Linked DNA regions of Homo sapiens: region 2 is linked to region 1. Evidence: chromatin contacts called from ENCODE Hi-C data. All regions are on one chromosome and are shown on one strand. Each heading gives the region's core, a stretch centred on a gene start or an enhancer-like site at or near the end of the contact. The rest is flanking DNA. Distances are from core to core; before and after follow the strand shown.

Region 1 (6,331 bases), core at 3,194-5,693:
GGAGGGCAGGTAAATTCACTGTCTGTGTTTGAGCTGAGACATCCATCTTTTCCTTGCCCTTGGATATCACTACTCCTGGTTCTTGGGCTTTGGGACTCACACCATGACTTACATCACTAACTTGTGGTTTTCAGGCCTTTGGACCCCTCATTATCAGGTTTTCAGAGGGACTGAATTAAACACTTGGAGTGGCTTTCTGGTTCTCCAGCTTGCAGATGGAAGATTAAGACTTCTTGGTCTTCATAGCTGCATAAGCCAATTCACATAATAAAGCTTCCTTTGGTTTTCTTTCTCTGGAGAATCCTGATACAGATTAATTTTTGTTTTCATAAAGATTGGTAGCACATATTTTAAAATCAATAGGGTCTCATTTTTAATGGTATAATTTTAAGCTTCTGATTCAATTCCTTTATTTGCTAATTATTAAGTCGTTTTAGTTTTTGAACAAGTTTTGCTTTGTTTTTCAAATAACAATGACTTTAAGTTTTCTTATGTATTTTCATAAAGTTGTTCTGTATCTCTTTAAGTTTTGCTGCCTATATTTATGCTCTTCTTCTGGTTCTAGTATTTTTAACGTAATTAGTATACTGAATAAATAAAGATTATAATCAATATACAACAGATTTTTCTTCCATCATTCTTTAAAGCATATTTTACACAAAGTGATTTAAAAAGAAATGGTATTTTCTGAAATTATTTTCCCTCAACACCACTAAATGAGACATGCAGGACAGAAACAACAGCATCACCTGGGAACTCTTGAGAAATGTAAATTGATGGGCCCCACTGGGTCAGATTCTCTAGGGACTGATCAGAATCTGCATTAAACCAAGCTCTCCAGGCAACTGATGCTTAAAATTTGAGAAGCACTGTTAAAACTATAATATCTATCCATTAAAAAACATAAATGTATGTAGCTTTATTTATTCTTATTTTTAAGCTTTTATTAGGGCCCAAACACAGAAAAGTACAGAAACCCGAAAGGTACAGCTCAACACATTTTCGCAATGTGAACGTATCATTGTAAGCAGCACCCAGATCAAGAAACCTGATGTTTACCTGTATCCCAACTTTTAACACGATTAATTTGCCTGCTTTTGAGCTTACGTAAATAAAATCATGTAGTACCTTTCTTTAGTTTCTGGCTTCTTCTGTTCAACATTTGGTTTAGGATTTGCACGTAGTTCTCCATACAAAAGTTCATTCATTCTCGTTGCTATATAGCACTTTACTATAGGATTACAGCACAATTTATCTTCTATTCTACTCTATTATACTATTAGACATTCGAGTTGTTTAGCTTTTCACAATTACAAACTGTCCTGCTATAGACAAGACATTCTTGTATATGACTTTTGGTGAGGACATGTGTCTTAGCCTGTTGGTGCTCTATAACAAAAAAATACAGACTTGGTAATTTATAAATAATAAAAATTTATTTCTTAAAGTTCTGGAGGCTGCACATAAAGGAGTCAGCAGGTGTGGTATCTGATAAGGGTTTGCTCTCTGCTTCCAGGATGGTACCTTCTTGTTGTGTTTTCACATGGCTTAAGGTTGAAGGAGAAAAGGGACTAAGATGATCCCTTCAATCTCTTTTATAAGGTCTCTAATCACATTCATGAGGATTCCACCTCATGACTAAATCATGCCCAAATGGCCCCACCTCTTAATGTTATCATACCGGCAATTAAGTTTCAACATATGAAATTTGGGTTACACATTTAGACTACAGCAATATGTATGCAAAATATACAAGGTATATATATACACAAATGTAGCTTATCTGAAAGTCTTTTAAAAAATGTTGTCAAAATAGTAGAATCTTTTAAATCTCAAAAAAAATTATCACCACTTGAGGTAGATAAGCAGAAAAAAACACTTAAATTTTTCACCACAGAATATGTTCCAGCATATGTAAATTTAGCATGTTCTCTGAACAAAAAAGCCTAAAAAGTTTATTGGTTTATTAAATCATTTTCAGATTAATGCATTATTTTGATCATTTTCTCATTGCCTAGATCAGTGATGTGCAACGGAAATGTAATGCAAACCAAGTATATAATTATAAATTTTCTAGTAGCTACACTGAAAAATAAAAACAGGTGAGATTAATTTTAATAATTTAATTAACTCAATACACCTAAGCTATAATCATCACAACATATTATCAGTAAAAAATATTGAGACATTTTACAGTTTTATACTTTCTCCCCAATCCAGTGATCCAGTGTATATTTTACATTTATAGTACATCTCATTACAACGTCTCTAATTTCATCAGAAATACTTAATTGGTATTTATTTTATAGAGACATGGTCTTGCTCTGTTGCCAGGCTGGAATGCAGTGGCAGGATCACACCTCGCTGCAACCTCAACTTCCCTGGCCCAACTTATCCTCCCACCTCAGCCTCTGGAGTAGCTGGGACCACAGGTGTGTGCCACCACATCTGGCTAATTTTTTTTTTTTTTTTTTGAAACAGAGTCTTGCTCTGTCGCCCAGGCTGGAGTGCAGTGGCGCGATTTCAACTCACTGCAAGCTCGGCCTCTTGGGTTCATGCATTCTCCTGCCTCAGCCTCCCAAGTAGCTGGGACCACAGGTGTCTGCCACCACGCCCAGCTAATTCTCTGTATTCTTAGTAGAGACGGGGTTTCACTGTGTTAGCCAGGATGGTCTCGATCTCTTGACCTCGTGATCCACCTGCCTCGGCCTCCCAAAGTGCTGGGATTACAGGTGTAAGCCACCGCGCCAGGCCACATCTGGCTAATTTTTTAATTTTTTGTACAGATGGGGTCTCACTGTGTTGACCAGGCTGGTCTCAGACGCCTCACCTCAAGCAATCCTCCTGCCTCAGCCTCCCAAAGTGCTGGGATAATAGGCATGAGCCACCCATGCCTGGGACTTGATCAGTATTTAGATTTCATAAAATTTACAGTTGAAAAAGTAGATTCACATACCTCAGTTGTTCCAACCACATTAAAAAAACTTTCCAATAGCTGAATCGAGTGTCAGTTTTTGAGTTTACTGAAATTAAAAAAAATAAATATTCAGTTATTTCATCACACTAGGCACATTTCAAAAGCTCAATAGCCACATGTGGTTAGTGGCTACACTACTGAAAAGCACAGATCTAGGTCAACTGGCTTTTGTTGTTGTCCACATGTGAACTTAAACTGTAACGCAAATATAAGAGGAAATTATTTCACTTTGCATGCTGTGGAAGACAGAAAACTTTGAAATACATGAGAATGAAAAAAAAAAATTGAATATGGGTCATTCAGAGACCTTGCCAAGAAAGTAGAAAAGCTTCTGTATAAGAGTATCGAGGCGATGGTACTATTATAAAGCTGTTCCACCACCACCGGGAGAACATTCCCATCATTTCAACAGTCCCCTTACGTTTTAGTCTACTTTTTTCTTAAAAAAAAAAGAAAAAAAGGAAAAGAGAAAGAAAAAGAAAAATTGAATCTGTAGAGGGCTTGCGCTGGATACCATGCTGCATGCACAAAGGGGGTGACATTTAGGGCTTGCTCTCAATTAGAGTGCAATTTAATCTTCTAGTCACTAGGAATAACGACGTTTTATGACATTTTTGCCTGTTGGAATTTTGAACCTAAGGTGAACCGGCTGACATCATATCCCCCTTCTGTTGTTGTCACAGGTTTTCAAAATTTGGTTTGATCTAAATTCTCTGGTACCTTATGTCCCATAAAAATTTCATCTAGTTCGTAAGTAGTGATTGCTGCAGTAACCGTCTTATAAAAGTATATGGTTTTTACAAATCATTGTCGTATAGAAGAAAAAACAGGTAGCAATATAAATATTTCATACTACTTTATCTAGTTCCAAAATAATCAGAAAAGAGCCATCAAAAAATATCCTACGCTTAACTTCATGTTCTCAAGTTTCAAGAGAAAGTTTTTAAAGAGGCAATCCTTACTTTGGCAAAAATGCATTAAAGCTTGCTGCATTTAAGAGATGTCCCATTATGCAAACAGGTTGAAAGAATATTACAAATACGTTTTGGAAAAATACGGAGTGTCGCGCAGCTCAGCAATCCGCAGTCTTAATGCGCGCCTCTTTCCAGGAATTTGATCCAGCATCAAAACCCACAGGTGCACTCACCACACGGGAGTAACAAGTAAATGATGTGCCAGTATTCAACCTGCAAGTGCGTCGTCAGAGCCTACCTCACCCTCAGCATAACTTTCACCGGTATTCACCTTCCCGGAAACGCGCCCCAGTGAACCAGCACCGTTTTCCCTAGTAAAGCCCTTAAGCAGGGTTCCCACGCTCCTGGGCGTGGAGGGGGGCACCGAGAGCGCAAAGGATTCTTAAGACATGACTGCGCAGGCGCTGTCGCATGCGCCGCACTCCCCTCGCATGCGCCGCACTCCCGCGCATAGCCGGAGACGGAGACTGGCCGGGTAGCCCCGCCCCCGTAGTTAGCGCGGTGCTTCTCTTCCGCTCCGGGTCGGCTCCGTTTCCCTTTCCGGGCGGGCAGGCGGCGGACCCCAGTGTCTTTATCCCTCTTTTGCACAGTCAGCTTCTGCAGCTCTCCCGGGCTAGCATGGCAGCGTGGAAGAGTTGGACGGCCCTGCGGCTCTGCGCCACAGGTAATGGGGGCTCAGCGGTCGGGACGCTGGCGGGCGCGTGGGACCTGGCCCCGCCGTGGGGCCGGGATTGGACCCGGGTCTGGGGCGAGGCCTGCGGGGTTCGTGGAGATGCCCACCCATTCCCGGCAGCGTCCTGCCGCCCCCGCCGCGCCACCCTGCCTGGCCCTGACGGAGCGGACACCTTGGGGTCCTTCCGCCGCCGCTGTGCCGGACCAATGCTGGACGTGGGAAGGGCGCGCTGCCTTGTGTTTGTGTTTTTCTCATTGTGGCAGAAGTTTCAATAAAGCTTACTCCTTTGATGGGCAAGAAGGATGCCGCCGTCCCAGCTTAACGACCAAATCTTGCCTTGGCTTTAGGTTCCGAGTCTTGTCACGTTTAAGGATTTTTACCACCAGTACTCAAGAGAGGGTGGTCGAGGACAGATCAGGGTCAGGCCGCCGGGATTGTGCGGTGTGAAAAGGACCTGAGTGTGTGTCAGCGGTTCTCAGCTGCCTCCCGTCAGCATGGAGTGCCCTCATTCTCACTGGGGTCCGCTCACTTAACAACCTTTTAGAGCCCACTCTGTGTCAGGCACTGCCGTGTAATAAGTATTAGAGTTGCAGCTCGACTTTCTTCCTACGTATCTATTTGAGGGGAAATATTTTGAATGGCATTTGGAGTTTTTACGGAAGAGGTAATTGCTACTAAAGCAAAAGAAATAAAGAAGAATGCTGTCTATTTGTATTCCAAAAAGATAGGATGGTTAAAAAGAGACGTAAGATGAGAGTGAAAATATGGAGGAAAAAGGAACTGTGTGTATTAGATTTATTGGCTTACCTAGAACTTGGCCGGTCACGATATGGTTGCATACAGACTAAATATTTATTAAATGGATGAACTACCTTTGCTTTTGCATCATTTGCACCCTGGGATGCATCAGTGATGAATTTTTTGGTAGGTTGTGAAAGGTCAAAAACACTTCAGAGATGACTAAGCTTATACGGTATGAGCCAAATAATCAGCATTTATTGTGTACATTTTGTCTTTTTTTTTCAGTTGTTGTACTTGATATGGTCGTCTGTAAAGGATTTGTAGAAGATTTAGATGAATCGTGAGTATACATATATATATTTAAAATATTATTTTAACTGTCCAACTCAGATATCTGAATATTTGCATGTGATTCTAATATTTTAGATTGGAACCAATTTTTATATATCACTCATTTTTTTCACTTGTTGTAAGTGAAGGTGAGGGTGTGCCCAGAAGAGTTTTATTAATAGTTATGAGATCAAAAAACTGTGGCAAACTTTTACATATTCTTTTTTTCCTCATTATCTTACCTTGTATTTATGTCTTTTTCCTTTAATTATATTGAATGGGTGTTAGAATTTGGTAACTGTACTGTATTTATCTTCATAGTATGACAGCATTAATCAGCCTTGCTTATAGTAAGTGAGGAGGTTCACTTCAGACCCAAATTCCTGTGTGTGATCTTTCAGGCTTGACCATAGACAATTGCAAGGCTTTTTCTGGCATAGGGGAAGGTGCCCTCCCTACACCAAACTTGGTGTATAACCGGTGCATTACAGTCCCTGGAGGGAGTGGTAGTCAAGGATTCGGCCTCCCAGGCCAGCCACGCTCATTTGCATGTCTACACTCCCAACCCAGTGGTCTCTGTTTAGCAGCCTCCTTATTGGGACCTCACCTGAGGCATTTCCTGAGCACTTCTGCTAA
Region 2 (5,792 bases), core at 484-2,983, 690 kb before region 1:
CACCTTTAATGCGAAACCCAGCAGAGGCAGCACCAAGAGTCAAGTCTGCCTTTCCCGTCCTCCTGTCCCCAACACCTGGCGCCGCCAACTCCCGACAAAGCGACTCCTGGTGCTTGGTGATCTGCCCTCTTTCGGGGATTCTACCTTATCTTTCTTCCACTCTCTAACACTACCCTTCTTTTGCTTTCTTTTTTACACAAAAATTAGCAAAGTCCTCCCCTCTTTTTCCCCTTCTCCAAGTTGGAGGATTCATCCAGTCATCAGGGAACACAGGAAAGGTTCTAGCTCAAGGACCCTTTGCCCCGGGAGGCAGGAGCTTGGTAGAACTGGAAGTTGGAGAACAGTGAGGTAGACACAACCAGAGTCTGGAACAGGGGCCCTTTCTTTCCCAGACGAGTTTCCCCTCGCTTTTCTGGACCAGCCAGCCGGGGTCAGCCTCCCAGGCCACCCTACATCGCGCGCTCCCCAGGGACCTCCTGCCCATCCCTCCATCCTCTCTCTCGCGTCCCAAGTCTAGGCTGCTCCCGCCCAGGTGACAGCCCCTCCTGTCCCGCTGCCTCCCGTGAGTCCCTCCTACCGCCTCGTCTGGTCACTAGAATAGTTTTGAACCCTTGGGTTCTACACGGTTTCCCTCCCAAGCCAGGCAGCGCATCTCTCAAGAATAGGGAAAGGTCTCCATCAACTTTGCCGTCACGGAGCAGTGACCGCGGGCGGGCGCGGGGCACACACCTGCCTGCACGCGGGCGCGGGTCCCCGGGTAGGGGAGCACTTGCGGGGCGCGGGAGCCGCCCTCGGCCACGGCGAAGGCGCCCTAAACTACAGCCGGCAGGGACGCGCGGCGCTGGGAGGGCATCAGACGGGAATTTCGAATTGAGCTTGGGAAGCGGAGACCAGAAAATGGTGATTCTAAACACACGCGAGCGTCGCCACACACAGCAGTTCCACCCGAAAGGCGCACACTTTTGAGAACAGACCATCGTGGATAGCACCGCAAAGAAACCTCCTCCAAGGCACGTTCCTCGTTGGAACTGACAACCCCTTTCGTCTACTGACTTCCCCGCACGGTCGAAGACAGCCCGGTGCACTCGAGGATGGGGACTCAGGCGCTCCTGGAGTCCCCAGGTCCGTCTGCGGAGCCCCCCGGCAGGTGTGGGCCCCCACCTGGCCAAGCAACAAGCGGGCCATCCGCCTAAGGGCCGGGTCCCTCTCTGCCCTGTACCCGCACGGGTCACCTCTCCCTGCCCCCCCCCCAGGCAGCCAGCCGGGCCGAACGAGCGCCGGGGAAGGAGCAAGCCGAGCGAGCCACTCACCCCAAGCTTCCTGCTGCGGATTTTCACGTAGCCCTGCTTGACTATGTCGTTAAAGTTGGAGGCCATGGCCAGCGCGATCGGGCTCCTGCGCCCCGCGATCCGCTCTCCGGAGTCGAGAGCCGCCGTCCGCCGCCGGGTCTGCGCGGGTCTCGCATCCAGCCGGCCGCCGCCAGCAGCAGCGCCGCCGCCCGCTCTTCCCCGAGCTCCCGCCGGTGGGGACGCGGGGTCGCCTGCAGGGCCGCCGCGGACGGGGAACGGGGCCCGGCGCCGCGAGCCGCGCCAGCCCTCCGCGTTCTGGCGCTCACCTTCGCTCCCCGCCGCGAGCCCAGCGCCGCGGCCCGCGCCTCCGCCAGCTGCGGGAGCCCCCACCGCGCCGCCGCCCCCGGCAGCACCCACGGGCTGGCGCCTCGCTCGGCGGCGCACAGCTGGCCGGAGCGCACCACCGCGGCTCCCCGGCGCGGGGGGAGGGGGCGGGCCGGGGGGGGCGGGCTGATGCGCCGGCCCCGCTCCCTCCCCCTGGCCCGTGGGGTGGCTGGGCTCGGAGACGCTCGCAAGACGCGCTCCATCCCTCTCCGCGCGGGTGGGAGCGCCTCCGCCGCCGGGCGCCCCGAGGCCCGCTCCCCACCCGGCTCCCCGGTCCCTCAGCGCTCCCCGGGCGCGAGATTCCTAAGGACACGGCGCCTCATTCCCGGGCTCTAAATCTCCACTCGCAAGCTGTGCAGCGGGGAAAGGGCAGTGGGGACACTTCCAACGCGGAAGGCCAGCGGGAGCGAGACACTTATTTCATTGGCCTTGTTTACAGTACATTTTTATTCCCAAGCACTCGCGGCCGTTCCAGGTCTCTGCCCCGTTAGGAAGTGTAAATCGACGCCAGACCCTTCCTGGTGCACACAAAGAGACCAATCGTGCGCATGTGTCTAATCCTCCCGCAGCCTAGAGACAGGCAGGCGGGCGAGGCAGCCGGGCGCCGACGTCCTCTGCTGAAGGAGTGGAGAAGACCGACCGACCCGAGTGGTTGATTTATGCATGCGTTTTCGTTAACTAGGACTGAAAGTGGCTCCTGGCTCTTCTGGGAAAATGGAGAACGTGGTTGTTATCAATGGATACCAATGACTTCCTGAAATGCTCAACTTGTACAAACAAAAAATGAAAAACTTTCTCCCCTTAATGTAGAAACACATGGCATTTTAAAAGTAGGTTTTTCATTATTGTAAAGATGTTTTAATTTTTAGGATTATGTTTTTGTGAAAGATTCGAGGAAAAAGAGCGATGTTGAGTTTTGGCCGGAGGCAACATATGGATTTTTACTATAGGCTAGAACATTTAGTACTTACTTCTAAGGATGTTTCTAATTAGTAAAATGTATAAAGATTGACAATTTTTAAGGTGACTCCTGCAAGAGTTATATTTAGTAAAAGTTCAAAAGATGATGTTTGTTTATTACGGTGAGCAGTATTTTTCCAGGTTCTCATTTAAAATTTCCTACCCCATTTGAAACACAATAATAGAAAGAAAGGAAACTTACTTGAATGAGGTTGTGGGGGGAATGTAAAAACTTGAAGGACAAGGTAGCTCAGTCCAACCAGATGAGCATCCAAGGGAGATTTTTGTCTCATCCTTTGCAGAAATCTCCATCTAGAGCCCGTGTAAACCAATGGAAATTCTTACTTGCTTTAACAGCACACTATTCCTATTCATTCATTAATGTGGGCTAGCCTTTTTTTTTTTTTAAATAAAAAAACCTTCCACCGTGCAAAGTACCAGATGCTGGGGCAGATCAGATACTAAGGATAACATGGTAAAATCCTTTCCGCTGTCACTCTGGAATGGGCCCAAACTCTGACCTTCCCAGAAAATTTGCATAAACTCCCTGGAATGGGCTCAAGCTCTGACCTTCTCAGAAAATTTGCATAAACTCTCTGATAACTCCTTGTAATTCTTTCCTCTAAATACCTGGCACAGCTTGTCTATTCCACCCACTTCTTACTATTTCATACGCTGCATGGCCATTTTTTTTAGAAATGTAAAGACTGCTTTAGGTTTGTAAATGCTTTAAATAAGTGATTTCATTCAGCCCTCTTTGCAACCACATATGTTAAATGTGGTTGCCAGTTACTAGAGGAAATTGAGGCTCACAGACATTCAGTTGCAGAGCCACACGTTTCAAGATTGATTTGAGGTCTACAGTGATTTCTATGACCACTGACTCCTTCTCCTATTTATATAATCATCTGTTTCACAAGTCAATTATCAGTTCTTTGAAGTCAGGGATTAGTTTTGTCTCAGCAACAATCTTAGTGCTTACATAAGTAACAGGTGTGATCAATAATCGTAGCTTTTAATGATTATGTATGTGATCACTGTGCCTACATTCATGTTTATCAACGTCTTTGTAACACCCTAGCATGACTTCAATATTCTCATTTATCTTTTATTTTTAAATTTGTGATACAGCAATTTTTATGTATGTGTGTCCCTCTTTTTATGATCTTTATTTGCTTCTTGAAAGCAGTAGGTTATCTGTCATGTAAATTTTCCCAGTTCTGGATTTGGTTGCATAGCATCAATTAAATATGTTCACCCAAGTCCCATGTTTCCTACTAATGTGACTTAGAAACTTACCTGCATTCTCCTTTTTTTCAAAATAATTAATAAAAGATGCTGTGTATATTCTACTGAATCATACCAAAGGAACAAAATATCTAGCTGTCCAATTGATTAGAAGATTAAAGTGTTGTCAACACTCATCCATACATTATAAAATTATAAAATATAAATTATATGAAATTGTAGAATTATAAAATTCTCCACCAACCTTCCAACTAGTGGTTTTTGCAGCCACTGATGATCATTGCTTAGATACATTATTTCATTAGGGATTGCAAAGTTGTGATTTTCTAATTTATCTTTATTCTTGAGTTTATGAGTATATACCCTCTTCTAAAAAACAAACACATAAACAAAAGTTCTTTCCCTCACAAATTAGAGAATTCCCCTGAAATAGACACCCTATAAGAAAGGCAGGCTTGATTCTTAACCATTATTATCCATGTTTTAGAAATCTTGAATGGGTTCTAGCAAACTAAAAATGAATCCCTGCTCCCTTTGGAATATCATTTTCAAAAATGCAGTTTTGTATATTTGATGTATTTCAGGGCGTCACAGTCATTATTCTTTTTGGTGTCTGAACTACCCCATCTTAGGTGAGAAGGAGCTGCTTCCATAGACATTTTTGCATTTTGAACAGGTAACCATGAACTTTACTGGCCTGGCTGTGATCAATAACAAGGTATCCCATGCTTATCTAATACATTTCCAACTGCAGACCTGGAATTCATTATTTCATTTGGAACCTTCATTTGTTTTAATGAGAAATGAAATTCATTTCCCATAATTTGGTTGCTAGTGGTGTTTTTTTGCTACTAGTTTTATGCTTTTCAGTTATAAAGCAAGGAATCTTTTTTTTTAATTTCAGAAATATATATTAAAAGAAAAAATGCTCACTTTCAAAGGATATTTTCAATTCAAATTAATGTTGACATATTCCATATTTAAGGATCGCTTCTTTTCCTTTGAGATACTCACTATGCGAAATATTTACAAGTTTCCAAAGTCAGACATATCAAATAAGGCACGTTGAGAGATATAGCTCTCATTTCTTTCCCTTCCTCTCTTTGTAAGAAACAATTTTTATTAGTTTTTGGTTTGCCCTTTCACTGCTTTTTTTTTTTTTTTTTGACAATATAAGGAAAGACATATATGGGTACCTATTTTTGTCTTTCTTACAAAAAAAAAAAGAAAAGCATACTATTCAACATTTTATTACTCCAGTAGGCAGCCTCTAAATTGGGCCCTAAGACTTGATATCGGGCCCTGTGTAATTCCTCCTTCTTAGTGTGGGATGGACTTTCCCGCCCCACCCCCGCTCCGCCGCCAACTTCTAGTGAATACAGCAGAAGTGATGGAGTGTTCTTCCTGAATTAAGTTATAAAAAGACTGTGGCTTCTTATATGCTGAGTCACCTCTATTGGATTGCTTGCCCTGGAGAAGCCAGCTACCACAGTGTGAGCAATCCTATGGAGAGGCCCATGCAAATGAGCCTGGAGGGTGACCATCTGAGGCTTTCCAAAAGCCATGCGAGTAAACTCAGAAATACATCCGCCCAGTTGCTTTAGGTGGCCACACCCTGGCAGTCACTGAGAGAGCCTGAGCTAAAACCAGCCAGCTATGCTGCTACTAGTTGTTTTTCAACAAAGGAAACTTTAGTTATTTGTAAATTAATAACTAAAATAGACTTTGGTATGTGGAAGTAGGGTGTTGTCTTAACAACGACAACAACAAAAAAAACCCCTAAAATTTGAGAATGATTTTGGAATTTATGAGTGGCCTTGAGAAGAGTATTAGTAAAGGCTGAAAGTATCTTCAACATGCTGTTTGTAGCATTTTGTACTTTGAGGGCACTGAGTAAGCTCACACAACAAA

What was found. A loop is a pair of places that touch in the nucleus more often than their neighbours do.
Region 2: a loop to region 1 is called in a map of chondrocyte, with 3 times the contacts of the local background. The contact joins the promoter of DOK6 here to the promoter of TMX3 in region 1. A Hi-C loop is called at or near these places in 1 of 168 maps with a recorded cell type or tissue (chondrocyte).

What each region holds. Positions count from the first base shown.
Region 1 is chr18:68,713,220-68,719,550 of GRCh38, reverse strand. TMX3 (thioredoxin related transmembrane protein 3) reads left to right here and starts at 4,443. Exons shown (of 16, transcript NM_019022.5): 1 at 4,443-4,615; 2 at 5,651-5,705. The coding sequence starts at 4,570. It also overlaps a transcript of CCDC102B not described here. RefSeq lists an enhancer at 4,116-4,185 and silencers at 4,386-4,515, 4,696-4,795.
Region 2 is chr18:69,396,829-69,402,620 of GRCh38, reverse strand. DOK6 (docking protein 6) reads right to left here and starts at 1,733. Exons shown (of 8, transcript NM_152721.6): 1 at 1,311-1,733. The coding sequence starts at 1,376.